Linked DNA regions of Homo sapiens: region 2 is linked to region 1. The links are chromatin loops, found by intact Hi-C in ENCODE. Cell type or tissue: mammary epithelial cell. All regions are shown on one strand. Links, peaks and the distances in the headings refer to the core of each region. The heading gives the core; the rest is flanking DNA.

The links. A loop is a pair of places that touch in the nucleus more often than their neighbours do. Peaks named below come from ENCODE experiments on the same cell type or tissue, not always from the same donor. Only the 100,000 strongest peaks of a DNase experiment are listed, where the experiment ranks them.
Region 2: a loop joins it to region 1, with 4 times the contacts of the local background. A loop is called at or near these places in 3 of 110 quality-filtered maps.

Annotation. Positions count from the first base shown.
Region 1 is chr10:118,866,488-118,876,945 of GRCh38, reverse strand. The region is part of intron 2 of LINC03036 (long intergenic non-protein coding RNA 3036); the gene reads left to right. It also overlaps the pseudogene RPL17P36. Among named protein-coding and RNA genes, the nearest start is that of CACUL1, 120 kb to the right of the region's middle. In mammary epithelial cell, for the core only: no CTCF peak of the experiment used is centred there; DNase peaks (open chromatin) are centred at 3,195, 3,315, 5,285 and 6,245; H3K27ac peaks cover 3,272 bases.
Region 2 is chr10:118,999,145-119,009,602 of GRCh38, reverse strand. The region is part of intron 2 of LINC03036 (long intergenic non-protein coding RNA 3036); the gene reads left to right. Among named protein-coding and RNA genes, the nearest start is that of LINC03036, 25 kb to the left of the region's middle. In mammary epithelial cell, for the core only: no CTCF peak of the experiment used is centred there; DNase peaks (open chromatin) are centred at 2,552, 4,102 and 5,732.

The sequences.
Region 1 (10,458 bases), core at 1,312-9,311:
CTGTCAACTCCAACAATTAGTCCATGGATCTGCTTTTATTGACTGTTGATTTTCCTGACTTTTGGTTACATGTTCTTGCTTTTTAGCACATTTCATAATTATTTATTGTGGAGACTGAAGTATAACATTTTTTGTTTGTTTCATTTGTTTTCCAGAGAGTGCAGACTTACTCCTCTTGTCTTGCAGGGAAGGGTCAATATTTGACTCAGGGGAGGTTGGATTGCAGTTTCAGGTATTTTTGATTCACTTTGCATTCAACTCCTCAGGGCCCCAAAATTCAATCACCATGAGGTTGAGTGGAACTAAATGTTTTATCTCTGCTTACCTGCCCTTACTTCATGACCTCTTTCTTGGCAAAATTTTTTGTAGGGGGAGAATTGCTGCTCTGAGCAATTTATTTTTGTATTTGGGGCTCTTCCAGATTCCACCCCATCCTGTCAGCCTACAATCTGTGATACCTCTATATTTCACCAATTTGGCTGGACTGAAGCTATGTTTTCCAGAATTTCCTTTCCTGTGCTTCTGGATTAGTTTAGACCACAAGAGACATTTTGCATAAAACTTGGAAGATGGAAATAAAGCTGCAGCTATATTATTTTATATTCTGAAGGTCAATGGGAGTACCAAGAATACTAACAGGTATGGGGCAGCAGCTGATCCCCAGATTCTCTATCTCCCGGGAGATCCCTTTCATCTTCTCTGAGATGTGGGTCAACTGCATGTGTACCTCTAAAGTAAAGCATGTTAGCTTTTTCAGTAGATGATCCACAGGATTAACTTTGGAAAGAGTGAGTGACAGATGTGTATTCCAGTTTGCCCTTATGGGTTTCAGCTGTCTTCATGGGTCCTAGTGCATCCTTGTGATTCCAGTTTGTCCTTGTCTTTATCCACATTCAGTTTTCCTTTCTGCTGCCAGTCTGACTGACCTCTAGTGATTTTAGGCTGAACACTAGTTGCAGAGGCAACCATTAATGTGAACTGTTCTACCAGCTCCCCATTTTGAGTAAGGTCAAACCCGTGAGAAATATCCCTGGTTCTGTACCAGGAAATGACCTTGATTGACACATAGTCAACTAAGGCTAGGCTGATTCCTCCTCATTGCTAGAAAATCTCTCCCTGTATAACATGCCCCATGGAGCCAAACCAGCTTCTCAACCTTTCTCAGGTAGGAAAGCTGCCATGGCCCTCTTTTCCCTATTAAGGTCTCATTACTTACTGGAATTCAGTTCATCAAGGCTTGCGTACTTCACTCTTTGCTAGACTCATAGAAAAGTATAGTTATTGTGTCCATGTTTTTCTTGTTGGTACTTTAAGATTTAAGGCCTTTTCATTCTTCTACATTTTAAACATCAGCAAAACTCTGTAAAGTGTCCTTAAAGGTAGCTATGTGCCCTCTCATCCCCTTCTCTCATTTCTGAGGATGGAAACATACATTATGACTGGTGCTACAGCAGCCCTCTTAGACCTGGTAACAGAGACCACGCCTAGATGTGGCAGAAGAGAGAATGGGAGGTATGAGGGAACTACTACACAAACCCTGAATTAATAACTTCCAGACTTCTGATATGTGAGACTAAGACCTTGAGTGGTTAAGCCACTGATAATTTTAGTTTTCTGATTCATGCAACCAAATCTGCTTCTCATGGATAGAGCCAATTGCAGGGATTTGTGGTGCTATTCAGGGTGAGTAGTGGAGAGGAGAATGATAGAAGCTGGAGGCAATCTGGAAGGCTCTGCATAGGACAGGCTAGCTGGGGAGGCAATAGAGGTAAAAATAATTGCTGTTAAGGCCAGGTTGGCCATGGCAGAAGGTAGGCTAGGAGGTATATTTAGGAGAGGGTTTAGGAGGAGAGAATGTAAATTATTTTTAGGTAGGCTTGGTATGTGCTATGTGATGTAACTTCCCTTTTGCTGCTTCATCAAGATAACTTTTATATGGACTTGCTTCTTTCCAAAGCATTAAGGAAATGGATCTGGGTTTCTTTGGATGCAGCCCTGAACTGAGACAGGCCTAGAAGAGGCCCAGTTTTATTTAAGTTCTGGAAAATAATTTGAAGAGGACTCTAGGCTTGGGAATCATTTGGTTACTGAGACTCAGTGTTCTCCATCTGAATGTGCCATAAGAGAGGAGTCATTTCCACAGCCTTAGAGTCAAGGAATATCCAATCCGGAAAGGTCTTGGGCAACCATCCATCCACATTCCCCTGTTTCAGATGAAAGCAGTATCTGCCTTGATTGAGGCTTGCTCACACTGCCCATTTTCTCCACTGGACCAGGTTATTACATGGTGAGACTTCTCTCTTGGGCTGCTTGATCCTCCTGGGGACTTGTCTCTTCTCAGCCTAGCTGGGAGCTGAAGATCAGCCAACTATATCTTGTCTATATCTGTGTTTTCCACTAGGAAATTCAGCCTTGTGAAGTTGATGGATATGACTCTTATCATTTCTGGGATTTTCATGGAATGACAAAACTGGAAGGGTAATATCTTGGCCAACCTGAAAGAGGAAACTGTGGCCCATAGATAGAAGTGCTCATCCAAAGACAAATAGCTGATAAGGACTGAGCTGGCCTTAACACCTACATCTCATAGCTCACGGTCCAGAGCACTTCCTGCTACTCCTGACTTGGAGTGGCATGGTACAATGGAAGTAACGTGGGCTTAGAAGCCAGATAAATGACTTTTTATCCTGGCATCCCACTAAATTATTGTTGACCTTCCTTCCATCCCTTTGGGGGCTCTTCTCTCTTCTGATGGCAGCAGAGAGCTGGAATACAATTGCAGCAGCAAATTCATACCCTGACCACACACAAATTCCACTATCTCCCAGCCCTGGGATCTTCTCTCATAACTGATGGTCCCAGGTAGAACAGGTGAGGCAACATGAATTCATGAAACGTGCTTTATCTACCTCAGTTGTTCTCAATTGAGGGGGGTGATTTTGTACACATACCCTCTCCCTTCTGTCTGCCTCAGAACATTTGGCAATGTGTGGAGATAACTTTGGTTGTCATAACTGCAGGTTGGGGCATGGAGTGATAGGGGATGGTGAGCACTCCTGGAATCTAGTGGTTGGAGGCCAGGAATGCTATTAAACCGCCTACAGTTCATAGGACAGCTCCCATGACAAATAATTATCCAGCTCAAACTGGCAATACTCTGATAACCTAACTATGACCAAAGCAGTGGGAGCTACATTAGGTCTGTGGCACCCTCAAACTACCAAGTGTGCAGTCTCAGTACCAGCCCTTTAATTTATAGCTTAAGACCATTTCTGTCTGATCTCATCCTTCACCCACATCTGAATCATTTCCCCAACTCCCCTCGTTCCTAAGGGTGGAACTACAAAGGCCAGAACTTTTAAAATTGCAACATGCATGTGAATTACCCAGGGATCTTGTTAACATGCAGATTCAGGAAGTCTGCGACAGAGTCTGAGATTCTGCATTTCTAATCATTTCCCAGGTGATGCTAATGCTGCTGGTCCACAGACCAAACTTTGAGTAGCAAGGAGTGAGGCCACATGTTGCTCTTCCTCTCAGTACTATTTACTTCTTGCATGTGGCTTTTCTCATTATATCATTAACATGCTGGGGACGGCCAGCATGTCTTGTATCTGGGACACCCTAGAGAGGAGGTAGGCTGCAGAGTTCAGTCTGAGCTGGAAATTCTGCCCCACTTGGCTGCATTCCGTCTTGGCTTAACTCCTCTTGAGGTTGAAGGAATGTAAACAAAAACTCAAGAGATTTGATGTAGTTGTGCCATCAGTTATTTTCTAGTTATTATGTCAGGTTTCCCCAATATCTCCTTTGAATATACTCACAGTATATTTCATGTCCACTAACTAAGCCTAATACATTTCTCTTCTAAAATAAAACTTATTTTACTTTTGATCACCGGTATCCAACTCCCCCACTACACACCAATATCTTTAAAATTTCTTATATCTCTATAAAAAGAAGTCTGCTGTGTCACCCTTGGCTCATGATCAGTATTTCCTTGTCAACCAACATCAGCAAGTTACTTAGCCTACCAAGCTTCACTTTCTCACAGGTAACATGGAGCTAATAGTTTCTACTTTGCAGTGTGGTAGAAATGACCTAAGATAATGCATCTAAACATGTCTAGCTCAGAGTAAGTTATAGGTGGTGGTGGGTTTTAAAATGTACCCGGGACCAGGCATGGTGGCTCACACCTGTAATTCCAGCACTTTGGGAGGATGAGGCCCGACACCAGGAGTTCAAGACCAGTAGCCTGGGCAAAATAGTGAGGCCCTAGCTCTAAAAAAAAAAAAAAAAAAAAAAAAAATGCTGTTTCCCTAAGCAGCCTGAGGTAATCTGTGAAAATGGTTCGCTATTCACTTGACCCGGAGAACCCCACGAAATGATGCAAATCAAGAGGTTCCAATCTTTGTGTTCACTTTAAGAACACCATGAAACTGCTCAGGCCATCAAGGGTATACATATATGAAAAGCCAAGAAGTATCTGAAAGATGTCACTTTACAGAAACAGTGTGTACCATTCCTACGTTACAATGGTGGAGTTAGCAGGTGTACGCAGGCCAAGCAGTGGGGCTGGACACAAGGTCGGTGGCCCAAAAAGAGTGCTGAATTTTTGCTGCACATGCTTAAAAACGCAGAGAGTAATGCTGAACTTAAGGGTTTAGATGTAGATTCTCTGGTCATTGAGCACATCCAAGTGAACAAAACACCTAAGATGCGCCGCCGGACCCACAGAGCTCATGGTCGGATTAACCCATACATGAGCTCTCCCTGCCACATTGAGATGATCCTTACGGAAAAGGAACAGATTGTTCCTAAATCAGAAGAGGAGGTTGCCCAGAAGAAAAAGATATCCCAGAAGAAACTGAAGAAACAAAAACTTATGGCACAGGAGTAAATTCAGCATTAAAATAAATGTAATTAAAAGGAAAAAAAAAATTAGCCAGATATGGTGGCACGTGCTTGTAGTCCCGGCTACTCAGAAGGCTGAGGCAGGAGGATCACTTGAGTCCAGGAGGTCGAGGCTGCAATGAGCTATGATCATGCCACTGTACTCTAGCCTGCGTGATAGAGTGAGACCCTGTCTCTAAAACAAACAAATAAAAAATAAGCAAAAACAAACAAAGGATCTAGGATTTTGTTTTAATTAGGTATGGTAAGATGACAGACATAGAGAAATATGCCTTGAAAGGAGTTTATTACAGTTCCCAAGAGAAGGGGGCATGCTGTGCCATGCAGGGTCACATGCAAAGGCACCAGAGTTGGTCATGAGGCAGAAAGAATGAAGAGAGGGCATGACCCATAGACCTTATTGGGGATTCCGTGGGGAGGGATGGGTGAGGCAGGATTGGCAAGTTTGAGCAAGCTTAGAATTAGAGAGTTTGAATAATGTCTGCGGGTTCTAGGCTATAGGAATGGTCTCCAGTAGTCTGTTACTTGGTCCTGGGGTGATTTAGGGCAAGGAAAATATGGGCTTGGTGTGTGAGAGTTAAATAAAGGAAGTGGTTGGGGATACAGGTTTTGGATTGGTTGGTTTGTATATGAAAGATATGTTGGCAGGCAAATTGTTTACTATCTCTAGAAATTAGCTAGCCCTGGAAGGGGAGTCTCTCCAGGATTAGCAAGGCCTCAGGATGTCAAAGCTTTATAAACTACAGAAGATAAAAAACATCATTAATGCATGGTGTCAAGCATGGCTTAGGGTCATTCACACTCCTTGCCTTGCAGCCTGCTTAACCCTTGCCTCCTTAAGTGAACAGACAACTTATGTAAGCACAATGACTTCCAACCAGATGGCTGCCCTGTGTCCCTCTCTGGAAGGCTTCTCCTGCTGCCTCCTCTTAACAGGAAGTCAATGACAGTGCTGCTTCCAACTTGCACAATTTCCAAATGACTGTGTAATCACAGACCCATGTAACCCTCAGCTCTGGTATTCACAGAGAGATAAGAAAAATTCTAGATTCTTGCCTCCCTAAAGCCAAGGGACTGCCTCTGTGTTTCTATTTCATGCTGGTAGAATGAGGCTAATTTTGACTTTCCAGCAGCTCTGATTCCAAGTGAATAACTAGACGCAGCAAGCAACAGGATTGGAACCTGCTGGAGCAGTTAGAAATAAATTGCATGTGCATGGATTCCAGAGGAAACTGCCCTTTGCGGGGGAGGAGAGAGGGGAGGTGGGTACTGGAACAGACTGATCTGCATCCTGCCTTAGCACTAGGGCTGCTGCTTCCCAGGATGACTCACAGCACCATAGAACAGCCTTCCCTGCGAAGTTAAAACAACAACAACAAAAACTTCAATAGATTTGATGCAATAAAGTTGGCAAACAGCCATTGGGGAAGATGGGGCAATGTGGGGCTGGTGAGGCAGATATTACTATTTCCTGGGAGCTCAGTGGGATTTTCAGGATGCTGGGCTCCCTAATGCCAAGCTGCTGGGAGGGAGAGGGTGCTGCGTCCAGTGGGATGCTTTTAGCTGCAATTAACAAATAAGCCAACTTGACCCAGCTGAAAGGTTAAGGAACTTTGTGGCCTTACCTGAGTGGACGCTCACAGGTAGGGTGGGCTTCAAGACTGTGTGACACTGAGCTTCATGAGGCCATCAAGGATACCTAGTTCTTTCTGCCTCTCTCTTCTGCCAGCCAGAGCATCCACTTCATTTTAGAACCACTTCGTTGTAGATTTGCTGCCAGCAGCCAGCGGGGCTATCTTCTTCCTCATTCATTCTAGAAAGATGGAGAAACTTCCTAATCTTGCTTTTTTTTTTTTTCAATATACGCATATTTAATTTTGGTGGGAATTAAGAACTGCAAAAACTGGCTTTGTGTGTGTGTGTGTGTGTGTGTGTGTGTGTGTGTGTGTGAGACAGGGTCTTGCTCTGTCACCCAGGCTGGAGTGCAGGGACACATTCTTGGCTCACTGCAACCTCCCTCCCCCAGACTCAAACAATCCTCCCACCTCAGCCCACTGAGTAGCTGGGGCTACAGGCATGCACGACCATGCTCAGCCAATTTCTATATTTTTTGTAGAGATGGGGTTTTGCTGTTGCCTAGGCGGGTCTCAAACTCCTGAATTCACACAATCTGCCCACATTGGCCTCCCAGAGTTGTAGGATTTCAGGTGTGAGCCATCTGGCCTGGTCTAATCTTGTCCTTTAATAGTAAGGAAAAATTCCCTAAAAGCCCTCAGCAGACTACTTATGTCTTTTTTTTGTTTGTTTGTTTGAGACAGAGTCTCGCACTGTTGCCCAGGCTGGAGTGCAGTGGCGCGATCTCGGCTCACTGCAAGCTCTGCCTCCCAGATTCATGCCATTCTCCTGCCACAGCCTCCTGAGTAGCTGGGACTACAGGCGCCCGCCACCATGCCTGGCTCATTTTTTTGTATTTTTAGTACAGATGGGGTTTCATCATGTTAGCCAGGATGGTCTCGATCTCCTGACCTTGTGATCCGCCCGCCTTGGTCTCCCAAAGTGCTGGGATTACAGGCGTGAGCCACTGCGCCTGGCCAGCAGACTTTTTGTGTCTTATTGGCAAGAACCAATTCCTGGGACAAGGTAGGTGGCACAAGGTAGGGACAAGCTCAGGCTGGGCTTTTGATCCAATCCCTGATGAAGAGGGATGGGATTCTATAATTCATATTGACTAAGTGAGGCCCATCTGGAGGCAGGGCCAGTCCCTGAAATAACTGTGGCCACACAGAGGGACAGGGCTGGGATGGATGTTGAGGCATCAACCACAGTGTCTACTGCAGCATCTTGTTGGAGCCAGGATATCTGGGCTTGACCACTTGCTAGTTGTGTGACTTTGGGCAGGTGGCTTCACCTCTCTGAGCCTTTGTTTTTGCATTTGTAGAAATGAGAGAAAAACCTGTTTGACTTAGCTTTCAGGTTGTGAGGGTCAAATAAAGGATTGGGTGTAAAGGCCCTTCTGAGGTGCACCTGTATGAGGTCGGAAACATCTGCCTCTTGCCCAGCTCCTTCAGGATAAATTAAGCAGACCAATCCCTGCCTCCTAAAAGCTGACAGTCCAAGATAGTGTGAAGCAGAGAGTAGATGGCTTCACAGGTGAGAATGGGTTAACGACAAAATAGCAAGCCTAGAGAAGTGGAATGAGTCACATAGCAGTGCTGTGTTCCTTGCGCCATGGCTTCGGACAGTAACTTTGGTTACTTGGTTACGGTGGTGTCTGCTGGGCTTTTCCACTTTCATGGTTGCTATTTTCACCTTTGTAGGAAATTGGTATTTTGTGGGGAGGTATTTTGAGACTATGACAATATCTTGTTCATCCTGAAATTTTCACCCACAAGTTTTAGCCTCTGCTAATGATTCTTGCCTGAGTCAATTATCGTTATGATGGTTTGCAAATTGTCATTGTCTAATTGTGCCATTCCCTCAACGTGTATTAATTGTCATTGTACTGAAGAAAGTACTTTATTTTCAAGTTCAATGGCTTCAGCAGGATATGCCTTAATATTGAGCATTCAATATCATTTTTATTTGTTACATGGTATGCCCTCTCAATGGTCAGATTTAGTGATTCCTTCATTTTGGGGGAATCCTCCCTGAATTATCCTTCTGAATATACTTTTTATTTTATTTTGTAATATTCTGTTAAAAAATTTAAAAATTTCCCTTTTCCTTTTGTCTTATCACATATGTGATTTTTCAACCACGTGAATGTGAACACACTGTTTAAAAATTTTCTTGAGTTTTTGTATTAGGGTCCTCTGGAGAAACAAAACTAAATATAAATACAGATACAAAAATAAATATAAATAAGTATATGGAGAAAGAGAGAGATTTTAAGGAATTCGCTCATGCAATGGTGGGAGTTGGCAAGTCCAAAATCTAGGCAGGCAGGAGACCCAGGAAGAGCTAATGTGGCAGCCTCAAATCTAAAGGCAGTCGGAAGGCAGAATTCCTTCTTCCTTGAAGGACATCAGTCTTTTTCTTTTAAGGTCTTCAACTGATTGGTTGAGGCCCACCCACATTGGATTACAGATGAGAGTATTCTGTTAACTAAAAGTCTACTGATTTAAAAGTTAACCACATCTAAAGAATACCTTCATAGCAACATCTAGATGGGTGTTAATCAAACTTTTTAGCCACCATAGTCTAGACAAGTAGACACGTAACATTAACCATGACAGTTCTTTATTTCAAAGGTACCAGCTATTCTGTGTTAGATCATTTCAAAAAAATAGCTGTTATGTTCTAATTGCTCTAATCTCTGCATATATTTCCTCTGCAGTAGTGTGATTATCTCAAAGCTTTCTTACATGCCAGCAATTTGATTTTCAGTGGTGTCTATTTAATTCCTTGCTTTTTCTCTCCTTCCTTTCTCCCTCCTTCTCTCCTTCCCTCTCTCTCCTTTCCCCCTTCCCCTTCGCCTTCCCAGGGATGTGCAGTCCCTGTCACTAATTCAGTGGGCAGCTTGGCCCAGATGTTGTTGGAGAATCTGTCTGCTCCCTCTGACCTCTCTATTCTTTCTATGTAATCAGGTTCAGACAAATGGTCCCCCGTGGCAGTGGTCAGTAGCAGGTTTTTTTTTTCAGCCACTGCCCAGGTTAAATCAAAGCTCAAACAGGTTCTCTGTCTCCTTTTGAACCTGCAGCCAAATCGGCTCAAGCTTCAGCAGCCCATTTTATGCTTTATTTACTTGGGTTTTGGTTCACGGAGATGTTTGTCTTGGTTTTAATGACGGTGTGTCTTTTAACATCTTGCCTTTTATATTTTCTTATTAGTTTGCGTTTGGGGTCAGGCTGTGAGGCTCAATATAGGTACTTGAATGACATCCTGTCTGAATTCCATAAAAAAAAAGGGAGGTGATGGTTGCTCAGAGGGAGACTTAGCCATCAAAAAATGATGTCCCAGGTTGGCAGTAGAAGAATGACAAAGATTGTTTTGGCCAGAGACTTAAGAATCCTGGTGCTCTGCAGATGGAGTAGCCATTCTTTTATTCCCATTCTTTTATTCCTATACTTTCTTAATAAACTTGCTATCACTTTACTCTTAAAAAAATAAAAAGAATCCTGGGTTCTGTTTCCTGTAATACCTGCTAATTTGCTGTGTGACTTTGGACAAATGACTTAACCTCTGTGGGCCTTAGTGCCCTCACTGGCAAAGTGGTGATATTGGACTACTTAACCTCCAAGGTCCTTGTCAGCTCTAGAGTTCCAGGAGTCTACAAGGGAATTGTTTAAAACAATGTTCTTTGTTACAGTTGGATGGGCTGTTGAGAGTATTTGTTCAGTTCAGGCAAATGGCAAATGTTTCGGCCACTCTAATGAAATGAGTACATTTTTCTCTAAATGTCATGGATGTTTATTATCAGATTAAACTAAAGCAGGCCTAATTTTAGCTCTTCCAATTCAAGTGCAGCAATGAAGATTAAATGTTAGGCATAATTAAAGATGCAGATGTAGTTATATTGAATTATAAACCTCATTAAGTGCAACGTCC
Region 2 (10,458 bases), core at 1,166-9,165, 130 kb before region 1:
TGCCCAGGCTAGAGTACAGTGGCATGATCATAGCTCATTGCAGCCTTAAACTCCTAGGCTCAAGTGATCCTCCTGCTTTGGCCTCCCAAAGTGCTTTGGGAGGCCAAAGCAGGAGGATCACATCGAGCTACTGTGCCTGGCCTAATTCCAAAATATTAACAATGGTTCTCCCTGGACTGTGGGGTTATAGAAGATCCCTGATCTTCCTCCCCAACCCTTCTTCTAGTGTAGTGGTCAAGAGCTAGGCCTTGGGGTCAAACCCAACTCCATCTTCAAAGCCAGTGGAGGCTGGTTGAGTCTTTCTCACTCTTCATCTCTAACACAGACCCTCCTGCCTCCTTGCTTGCTTATAAGGACCCTTGTGATTACATTGGGCTTTCCTGGATAATCCAGGATCATCTCCCTATTTTAAGATCAGCTGGCTAGCAACCTTAATCCAGCTTTAATTCCCCTTTACCATGTAAGGTAACGTACTCACAGGTTTGGATGGCCGTTATTCTGCTTACCACACTAGCTGTGTGACCTGGGGGAAGTCATTTCCCCGAACGTGTTTCTTCATCTGTGACATGGTCTCTCAACCCCAGCACCATTGGCGTTTTGGGTTGGGTCATTCTTGGTTGTGGGCTGTGCTGTGCACTGTAGGATGTTTAGCAGCATCCTTGGCCTTTCTCCATTAGATCCCAGTAGTAACCGCCCTGCCCCCCACAGTGTGGCCACCAAACACATCTTCAGATTTTACCACATGTCCCTTGGAGGCAAAGTCACCCCTGTTTAAGAACGGATCTATGAAGTAGCTATTGTTCTCAACTCCTGCTGTAGTTGTACAGAAGATCAGACAAGATGGTGTATGGAAAAGGTCTAACATAGAGACAGTGCATAGCAAGGTGCCCCCAAATGACATCTCCCTGTATTTCACTTTTCTGAATGCACATACTGTTATAGTCATTAAAACTAAAGTTATGGTCGGGCGCGGTGGCTCACGCCTGTAATCCCAGCATGTTGGGAGGCTGAGGCAGGTGGGTCACTTGAAGTCAGGAGTTTAAGACCAGCCTGGACAACATGGTGAAACCTCATCTCTACTAAAAATACAAAAATTAGCCACACGTGGTGGCGCACGCCTGTAGTCCCAGCTACTCGGGAGGCTGAGGCAGGAAAATTGCTCGAACCCGGTGGGTGGAGGTTGAAGTGAGCCGAGATCACGCCAATGCACTCCAGCCTGGGTAACAGAGTGAAACTCCATTTCAAAAAAGGGAAAAAAGATAAAAACAACCCCAAAATTAAAGTTATTAAAAATCAACTCTTAGTAGTTGGGTGGTAGGCTTGAAGAGTGAATACCGCCAAAGGCAGCCAGGTGTGGTGGTACGTGCCTGTAGTCCTAGCTACTTGGAGGCTGAGGCAGGAGGATCACTTGAGCCTCAGAGTTTGAGGCCATCCTGGGCAACATAATGAGACCTTGTCTCTCTAAAAAAGAAAAAAGAAAAGAAAAGAAAAGAAAAAAATGTCCTCAAAGGCAAAGGGTGCCTTTTCATTGAGAACACTAAAAATAAATTTTAATTATTCAAATAGTGGATTAATTCCTATTATAAAAAATTCAGGCCGGGCATGGTGGCTCACGCCTGTAATCCCAGCATTTTGGGAGGCTGAGGCGGGTGGATCACGAGGTCAGGAGATTGAGACCATCCTGGCTAACATGGTGAAACCCCGTCTCTACTAAAAATACAAAAAATTAGCTGGGCGCAGTGGCAGGTGCCTGTAGTCCCAGCTACTCGGAGGCTGAGGAAGGAGAATGGTGTCAACCCGGGAGGCGGAGCTTGCAGTGAGCCGAGATCGCGCCACTGCACTCCAGACGGGGAGAGAGAGCGAGACTCTGTCTCAAAAAAAAAAAAAAATAATAATAATAATTCAAACATTATAGACAAGGATAATATTTTCCTTTATCTCCTTGACTCCCACTCTCTATCATTACCTCCCCGGAGGTGACCCTGGAGTGTTAGTGTCACGAAGGCAGAGACTTCACTTGTACTTTTTCATCACTTTATCTCCAGAGGCAAGAGTAGTGCCAGGCACACAGTAAAATGAATGGGTTTAGTGAGTATTCTTCAGTTCTTAAAAAAAAAGTTTGCTATATAAATCTCAGCGATTGTTATCATAATCCAGTTCCATATGGTCTGGATATAATAGCCATATTTACTATGCCATATGTTCAAGTTACTTAACCTCACAAAAGCTTAAATGGATAACAATACTACTGCATGGCGTGGTTGTGAGGAATTCCAGGCTTTTTGCCATGCATTTATACATGAACACACGCACATGCATACACACGCACACACACACACACTTTTTAATTTAGTATATCTGTGATTCCATACATTCTGCAGTTTGCTTTTATCATTTACTATGTCCTAGAGTCTTTCCAAGTCAGTATATATACTGCCACCTCATTCTTTTTTCTGCTATGAGGATGAATCATGGTTTACTTAAGAGATGATAACAAACTCTCTGGCCTCTCCTCCCGGGATCTGGCAGGAGCTCAGAAAACGAATCTCTTGCTAAATCTCTGTCTGGTTGAGTAAGGTGCTCTGCAGGCTGGAGGAGCCTGTTGATATTTTAGTTTTCATCAGCTGTGCAAATCTGTGAGTCTTTTTGGTTTGAGTGCGTCAGTCTTGTCTGGAAATCTACACTGGGACTATTTTTAGCCTGTTAGGCCAGGGGATCTGCCGCTCTGTGGTCCAGTTGGTCATCTGCAGGTGCAGTCTCCAGCAAACGATCACAAGCTCTTTAAGATGTGCCTGGGCTTGGGGGGACCTGTCTCGCGGGCTTTTGTGGAACCTTCAATTCCTGGATTGTAAAGCAGGGCTGCAGGTCTCCTGGGATGAGCTCCAGCCAAGAGGTAAGGGACTGGAGGGAGATTCTTGGGTCCTTTCCCAATTCTGCCCAGACTGTCTCTAAGGTGATGCATGGACACTGATGGGACATTTGCAGTCTGGACTCAGCCTCTGCCTCAGCTCCACGGAAGCTGCAAACATTCACACCTCTGTGCCTTTGCACAAGCCTCTTCCTCTGCCAGGAATACCCTTCCCTTCTTTTTTTTGAGACAGAGTCCCACTCTGTTGCCCAGGCTGGAGTGCAGTGGTGCGATCTCAGCTCACTGCAACCTCGCCTCCCAGGTTCAAGTGATTCTCATGCCTCAGGTTCCTGAGTAGCTGGGATTACAGGCACCCTTCCTCCTTTTTGGCCTTCGAGGCTCAGCTCAAGTGTCCCCTTTTCAGGAAAGCTTCCTCCTTTCCCATGCAGCAGAGCTGGTCACTTTGTCCTCCAAGACCCCAGGGACTTTGTACTTGCTACCTCCTGGCCACAAGGCAGGACAGACCGCTGCCACCTGTCTGTTCCCTTCACTGATGGGGGCTTCTGGAAAGAGGGACCCTCAGTGCTCTCCTGGTGCCTGGTACATCATGGGACTTTGCAAATATCTGTTGGGTGACAGAAGCTCAGTGACTGCAGAATAATGTGATGAGTGCCACTGGAGAAGGAGCTGAGATCATGTGATCGGGAAACAAGGGCTGTTTTCAAGGGGCCACGCCTAGCTGGCTCTGCTCAGGATGTGTCTCATCATCCTCAAAGTGGTCTTTACAGGCTGGAAAGAGAAACCCAGTGTCAGAGACATGAATTTAACTCAGCTGAAGTCTCTCTCAAATTTCTAGAAAAAGATTAGCGGAAGATGCTAATTATTACACTGGTGCAAAAGTAATTGCGGTTTTTGCCATTACTTTTCTTGGCAAAAACCGCAATTACTTGTGCACCAACCTAATATTTCAGTGATAGTAGTTATGCATGTATCTAAAAGACAAAGCACCTTGAAGCACTCTCTGTGTTGAAAGTCATGTTGGATGAACAGAATAATGGTCCCCTTTCTACGAATCTGACCCTCAGAAGCCCAGCCATCTAGGAAGAGGCTGAGAAGTTGGGCGTGAGTAAAAGGCTTTGGGTAACTCTCTCCGTGTTCTACTGAGTAGTTTTGCTATACAGGAGAGTCAGCTCCTTTCTAGGAACCCATTAAATCTTTACATACATTTGTAACATTTTCTTTGATGACTCATGGTCAGCTCAGGCCATTGAGTTGGTGGTGATAGAGGAGGTGGTGTTAGACATACACTCGGCTACTTCTACGGATAGTACTGTGGGATGGCAGAGTGTAGTAATTTGGTAATGTCAATTCTGAGTTATTGGGAACATGTTAAATTTCATTTACTCTGTTTAAAAAGGCAGGAAGTGCCTAATACATTTAGTTTAGAAAATGATTAGCACACCTGACTGGGCGCGGTGGCTCATGCCTATAATCCTAGCACTTTGGGAGGCCAAGGTGGGCGGATCACCTGAGACCAGGAGTTTGAGACCAGCCTGGCCAACATGGCGAAACCCCGTCTCTACTAAAAATACAAAAATTAGCCAGGCATGGTGGCATACGCCTGTAGTCCCAGCTACTTGGGAGGCTGAGACATGAGAATTGCTTGAGCCTGGGAGGCAGAGGTTGCAGTGAGCCAAGATTGTGCCACTGCAATCCAGCCTGGGTGACAGAGTAAGACTCTGTTAAAAAAAAAAAAAAAGAAAAAAAAAAGAAAAGAAAATGACGAGCACACTAGTTGGTGTTTTGGGTGTCTATGATGTGGTTACATTCACTTAGGTGGTATCTCTCCTTTCTCAGCACCACTAGGTAAATAATAAAAACAGTGGGTAGCCAGGCATCGGTGGTGCATGCCTGTAGTCCCAGCTTCTTGGGAGGCTTACATGGGAGGATCACTTGAGCCCAGGAGTTGGAGACCAGCATAACATAGCAAGATCCTGTTTCTTTTCCTTTTTTGGGGGTCAGGGGGACAGAGTCTTCCTCTGTTGCCCACACTGGAGTGCAATGGCACCATCTCAGCTCACTGCAACCTCTGCCTCCTGGGTTCATGCAATTCTCCTGCCTCAGCCTCCCAAGTAGCTGGGATTACAGATGTGCGCCACCACACCCAGCTAATTTTTGTATTTTTAATAGAGACGGGGTTTCACCATGTTGGCCAGGCTGGTCTCAAATTCCCGACCTCAAGTGATCCACCCGCCTCGGCTTCCCAAAGTGCTGGGATTACAGGTGTGAGCCACCACACCTGGCCTAGCAAGACCCTGTTTCAAAAACAGCAAACAAAAAACCCATAAGTAACCCACCTAGCAGTGTGCTAAGAGCTCTCCTCTGGCTCCTCATTTAAATTCCAGTTATCCAGGGAGGAAGGTATCATGAGTAATCCCATTTTATAGATGTGGAGGCTGAGGCTAAGACAGGGAATGCAACACACCCAGGGTCACACAGCCAGCAAGAACTTGATGGGAATTGGAACCCAGGCTAGCAGATTCCAAAGCTGGTGCCCTTCACCCATCAGCTCTCTTGACTGCTAAGGTTTTCCTCTCTTGTTTCTGCAGACTGCAGCCTGGTGGGTGTGTCTGCAGCCTGGGGTGTGTCTGCAGCCTGGTGGGTGTCTCCAGCTGTCCTTTAACTTCTCCATTTCCCTCAGTTCCCTGGGAAGGTTCAGGGTGGTGGGCTTGCCTTTCAGGATGCCTTTCATCGTCAGGGCCCCTGTGTCCACTGCTGTGACATTTGGTGAGGAACAGCTCCCTTCCTGGAGCCAAAGAGCATTCATTGTCTGGCCACAGGAAAAGCACGCCACATGTCCCCTGACGACCTGAAGATGAATCCTGACTGCCTGGACATGCCTGGGCGGGTGTACCCATGGCCTGTGGTTGAACCAGCCACACCTTGTCTCTTGGCCAGAGGTAATGTCCAGGCTCATCTCTCTGTGTAGTAACTGGACCCAGCTGGAGGGTGGGAGGTGATAGCTCCTGGGAAGTCCGGTCCGGGGTCCTGGCCAGGGAGTCACAGTGGCTGCTCTGCAGGCTGCCCTGAGGCTGAGGGCTGTGAGTCCTGGGATCTGCTGGGGAAGTCCAAGGCATATCGCACCAGCTGCCCCTAGCTGCTGCCTGCAGCTGGAGGCCACAGGCCCCCCATGTTGAAGAAGTGTCACCTTCAAAGGGAGGTCACCATGCAGCAGCATCATGGCTGGAAAGGACCAGAGTGAGTGAGAGCCAGCATCGCTGTTTCTGATCCACCAGTGACCTGCTACACAGAAATGGCAAGTTATTTCTCTCCTCTGGATCTCAGATTTCTCACCCTTAAATAAAAGGGCACGCAGTGGCATGGAACCACGCTGACACCTATCACTGTTAAACGAGGCCAGGACACAGTCTGATCTCCATCTCCACTTTTTGTTGTTGTTAAATGAAACGGTACGTATCTTTGCTTCTATATATTTTGTGTAAAAAATATGGGGATATATAAGAAAATGTATGTAAAAGTGTAGAAGGATATATATGAAATTGCTAACAGTGGTCTTCTCCAGGTGGTAGAATTATGGGTAGCTTTTTTGCATAGTTATAGGTCTACTTTTTTTTTTTTTTTTTTTGAGATGGAGTCTCACTCTGTCACTCAGGCTAGAGTGCAGTAGCGCGATCTCAGCTCACTGCAACCTCCACCTCCCAGGTTCAAGTGATTCTCCTGCCTCAGCCTCCAAAGTAGCTGGGATTACAGGCACGTGCCGCCACACCCAGCTAATTTTTGTATTTTTAGTAGAGATGCGGTTTCACCATGTTGACCAGGCCGGTCTCAAACTCCTGACCTCAGGTGATCCACCTGCCTTGGCCTCCCAAAGTGCTGGGATTACAGGCGTGAGCCACCGTGCCCGGCCTGTTTACTTATTTTTTTAAAATACAAAAAATTTGAAAGCAGGATGTTGGGTTCTAAATCCTGAGCTCTGTCTTATCCTTGCTGCTGCCTTCACCCTGAAAGCCCGGCAATGACTGCCTCCTTTGCCTCTAGAGACTGCAGCCAGCTCACCTCAGGCACTGGGTTCTCCTGCCAGAATGGTCTCAGTAGCTGCACCTGCCGGTTTGGCCTCCTTCTTCCTAATGATTGCAGCATTGCACACCTGAACATGCTTTCAGCTAGGATTTGGTGGTGCCAATCTCCATTTTTAAATAGACTAACTAGAAGTCAGTATGCTATCTGCTTCCTCATCTGTCATCATTGCACCCTGCCCCACCCCCAGAATCAAGTGGCAGACAGGCCAGGAGGGGTGAGAGGTGGAGCAGACGTGGCCCGGGAGTGGGGCTCTGTGGCTCGCTCTGCTTGCTTCTCCCTCTCCAGCCATTCTCTAGGATCACTCCTGTCCCATGCGTGTTTGCTCTGCCTCCTCACTGTCCCCTAGTAGATTGCGTTGAGCCATTGAGGCCAGCTCACGTGCCATCTCAAGCCTTCAGTGGTTGAAGCAGCCTTCGTGTATTCCTTCTCTGGGTCTGTCTGCACAACGCCTCCCTCATGCCCCAGGCTCCTGGTAGGGTTGTTGGTCACAGCTCTGCTCCTGCCACAGGTGGGCAGATGATACAGACTGATCAGTTTGAATATCCTGTCTCCCTGGTCACAAAGATTGGTTCAGGCATGGGCATGTGACAAGTCAGACCCTTTCCTGGGAGTGGTGTTATGAGAGAGACAGATGATCATTTTGCTGTCACTACTCATGTGGGATATGATGAGTCTGTGACTGCAGTGGTCATCTTTCCCCCACAGGAAGAGCATCTCCCTGCAGAAGTAAACCACGCACAGAGCCCTAATGACATCATTGCTTCAGCCCCTGGATCCAGCCAGGCCTGAAGCAGGATAACCCTGGACTTCCCAGTGAGGTGAGCCAGTAAGTGTCCTGTTTGTTTGAGCTGATTTGATTTGGGATTCTGTTCCTTGAATCTGAAGGAGACTTGAGTGGCACAACTTCCTTGACTCCCCACAGTCCTCTTCTGCTCGAGTTAGTAACTCATGCATCTACTTCCATGCGACACTGTTGCTCCTTACTGCCGCCTTCCTCAGCAGGACTCCCTGCCCCTCTTCGGGCCCACAGCTCTGATGCCATAGGTGGTAGTTAGTGAAGGGTGACTGAGTGAACCAGAGGAGATGTGTGTGGATATAGCCACCTCGAGACTCTTTCTGTAGCTGCTGACACTTCTGCTTAAGGACAGGCTGGGTCTTAACTTACCTGCAAGGAGGCTTTTTAAAAAAAAACAAACAGGCTGGGTGTGGTGGCTCACACCTGTAATCCCAGCCCTTTGGGAGGCCAAGACGGGCGGATCACCTGAGGTCAGGAGACCAGCCTGGACAACATGGTGAAAACCTGTCTCTACTAAAAATACAGAAATCAGCTGAGCATCATGGCGCACCCCTGTAATCCCAGCTACTTGTGAGGCTGAGGCAGGAGAATTGCTTGAATCCAGGAGGTGGAGATTGCGCCACTGCACTTCAGCCTGAGCGACAGGGCGAGACTCTGTCTCAAAAACAAACAAAAAAACAACCCTACCCCCCAAAGCAAACACACACACACACACACACACACACACACACACACACACACACACACACATCTAGCACTGCCGGCCAGCATTCCAACTTTAGAAACTTGGCTGGGCTTGAGCAGTGCCTTGAAGATCGGCTTCTGACACCTGCCGCGGCTTAGAGCACAGACAAAGCAGATTCTGGATGAATGAGAAAGCCCCAAGCCATAGCACTGACACCTGTTGGCATTCAGGGCATGTCTTGGCCTCCTGGAGGGCAGCCAGGAGCCGGCCAGGAGGTCCGAAGCAGGTCTGCTGGTAGAAATGGGGCAGTGTCATGGACAGGTTTGTTTGGAAAGGAATCTTGACCTTGCACAACTTCAGCTCCTGAGGAAAAGTTCAGATTTATTTAGTGTGATGCAATCCCAGGACACAGGCACTGTTTTCAGTGTAGCTGCAAGAATAAAAGTTATGATTTGATTTTTTTTTTTTTAAGACGGAGTCTCACTCTGTCGCCAGGCTGGAGTGCAGTGGCGTAATCTTGGCTCACTGCAACCTCTGCCTCCTGGATTCAAGCGATTTTCCTGCCCCAGCCTCCCAAGTAGCTGGGACTACAGGTGCTCGCCACCACGCCCAGCTAATATTTGTATTTTTAGTAGAGACAGGGTTTCACCATATTGGCCAAGCTGGTCTTGAACTCCTGATCTTGTGATCCACCTGCCTTGGCCTCCCAAAGTGCTGTGATTACAGGCGTGAGCCGCCACACCCGGCCATGATGGGTTTTTTTTAAGAAAATGGAATCAAATGATCAACATGTTTCGAGGTCTGCAACTTGTAGAAAGCTTGGTGGACAGTCGAGGAAATGTTTCCTTTAATAAATTAGAAAGTGTTTGCTTTTTTCCTCTAGCTAATCTTTCATAATAAATTTGATCATAGTAGGGCAGGATTAAAAAAAGTAATTCTTCCCTGAAACTTTACATCTGCTGGTCTTAAATTGTCAGAAAAGTACTTTAATAAATATGAAATTGATGACGGTAAAATGTTAATTCTACAGTTTGCTTATATTTTATTTGGATTTGTGGAAGTCACCCTCTCTTCCTTATATTGGCCTCCAAGTAAATAACCATGATTGTGAATTAGGTATTCAGTAAGCCCACATATGCTAGTTTTTAGCAGAAGTATGGCCAGTAGGGAAAGCAAATCCATATCTAAAGGTTCTATTCCAATTAGAAAATGTTTGCTCCTCCCATGATTGAAATGATACAATGTCATCAACTTGCCACTGGATCACTGGCTGGTTCCCCTGGGGAATGGTGACATATCTGTAGCCAGGTGGCCCTAAGGAATGGAAGAACATGTTCTACATGAGCCCATGTAGAGCCTCTATCCATGATGCCATGGCCACATTGCTTGGTGTTGGTTCAGAGTCAGTGTTTAGTAATCCCTCAAAAGTCTAGTTATTTCCTCTTCTCCAATGCATAGTAACCCGGCCGATGGTTGCAGGTCGCGTTGGGAAGGCTATATTGGAACGTAGCTGAGCTCTTTCTCAAGGGGACAGGGTAGATTGTATTATCCAAACATGGCTGCATTAAATGTAGCCCATCTCACATGTTCTAGTTATGTGTGATGTTGAGACTCCTCCATTGAGATATGGGGTCTACGTCTCTTTATTGAAATATGAGCTGTCAGTTCTAAAAAACAGAACTTAGAAGAAGTGATGCTGCTTAGAATCTGAAACTAGGCACTAAAAGGTGATTTAGATTTAGTTTGCATCTGGTTCTCTCTCTCTCTCTCTTTCCCTCTCTCCCTCTCCCCATTGTGCCTTGGGAATCCTGAGCCAACATATAAGAAGTCTGGCTATGCTGAAGCTGCCATCCTGGACAGACCACAAGTGAAGGCCACATAAAGACAGAGAGGGGTAGTGGAGGGGTCCCAGCTATTCTAGTCCCCAGCTCTTTGAGTCCTTTAAGCTTCAACCACCAGACATCTGGATGAGCCTTCAGATGATTCTGGCCCCCAGCCTGAGTTGTTCCAGCTGAGGCCAAGTAGCAC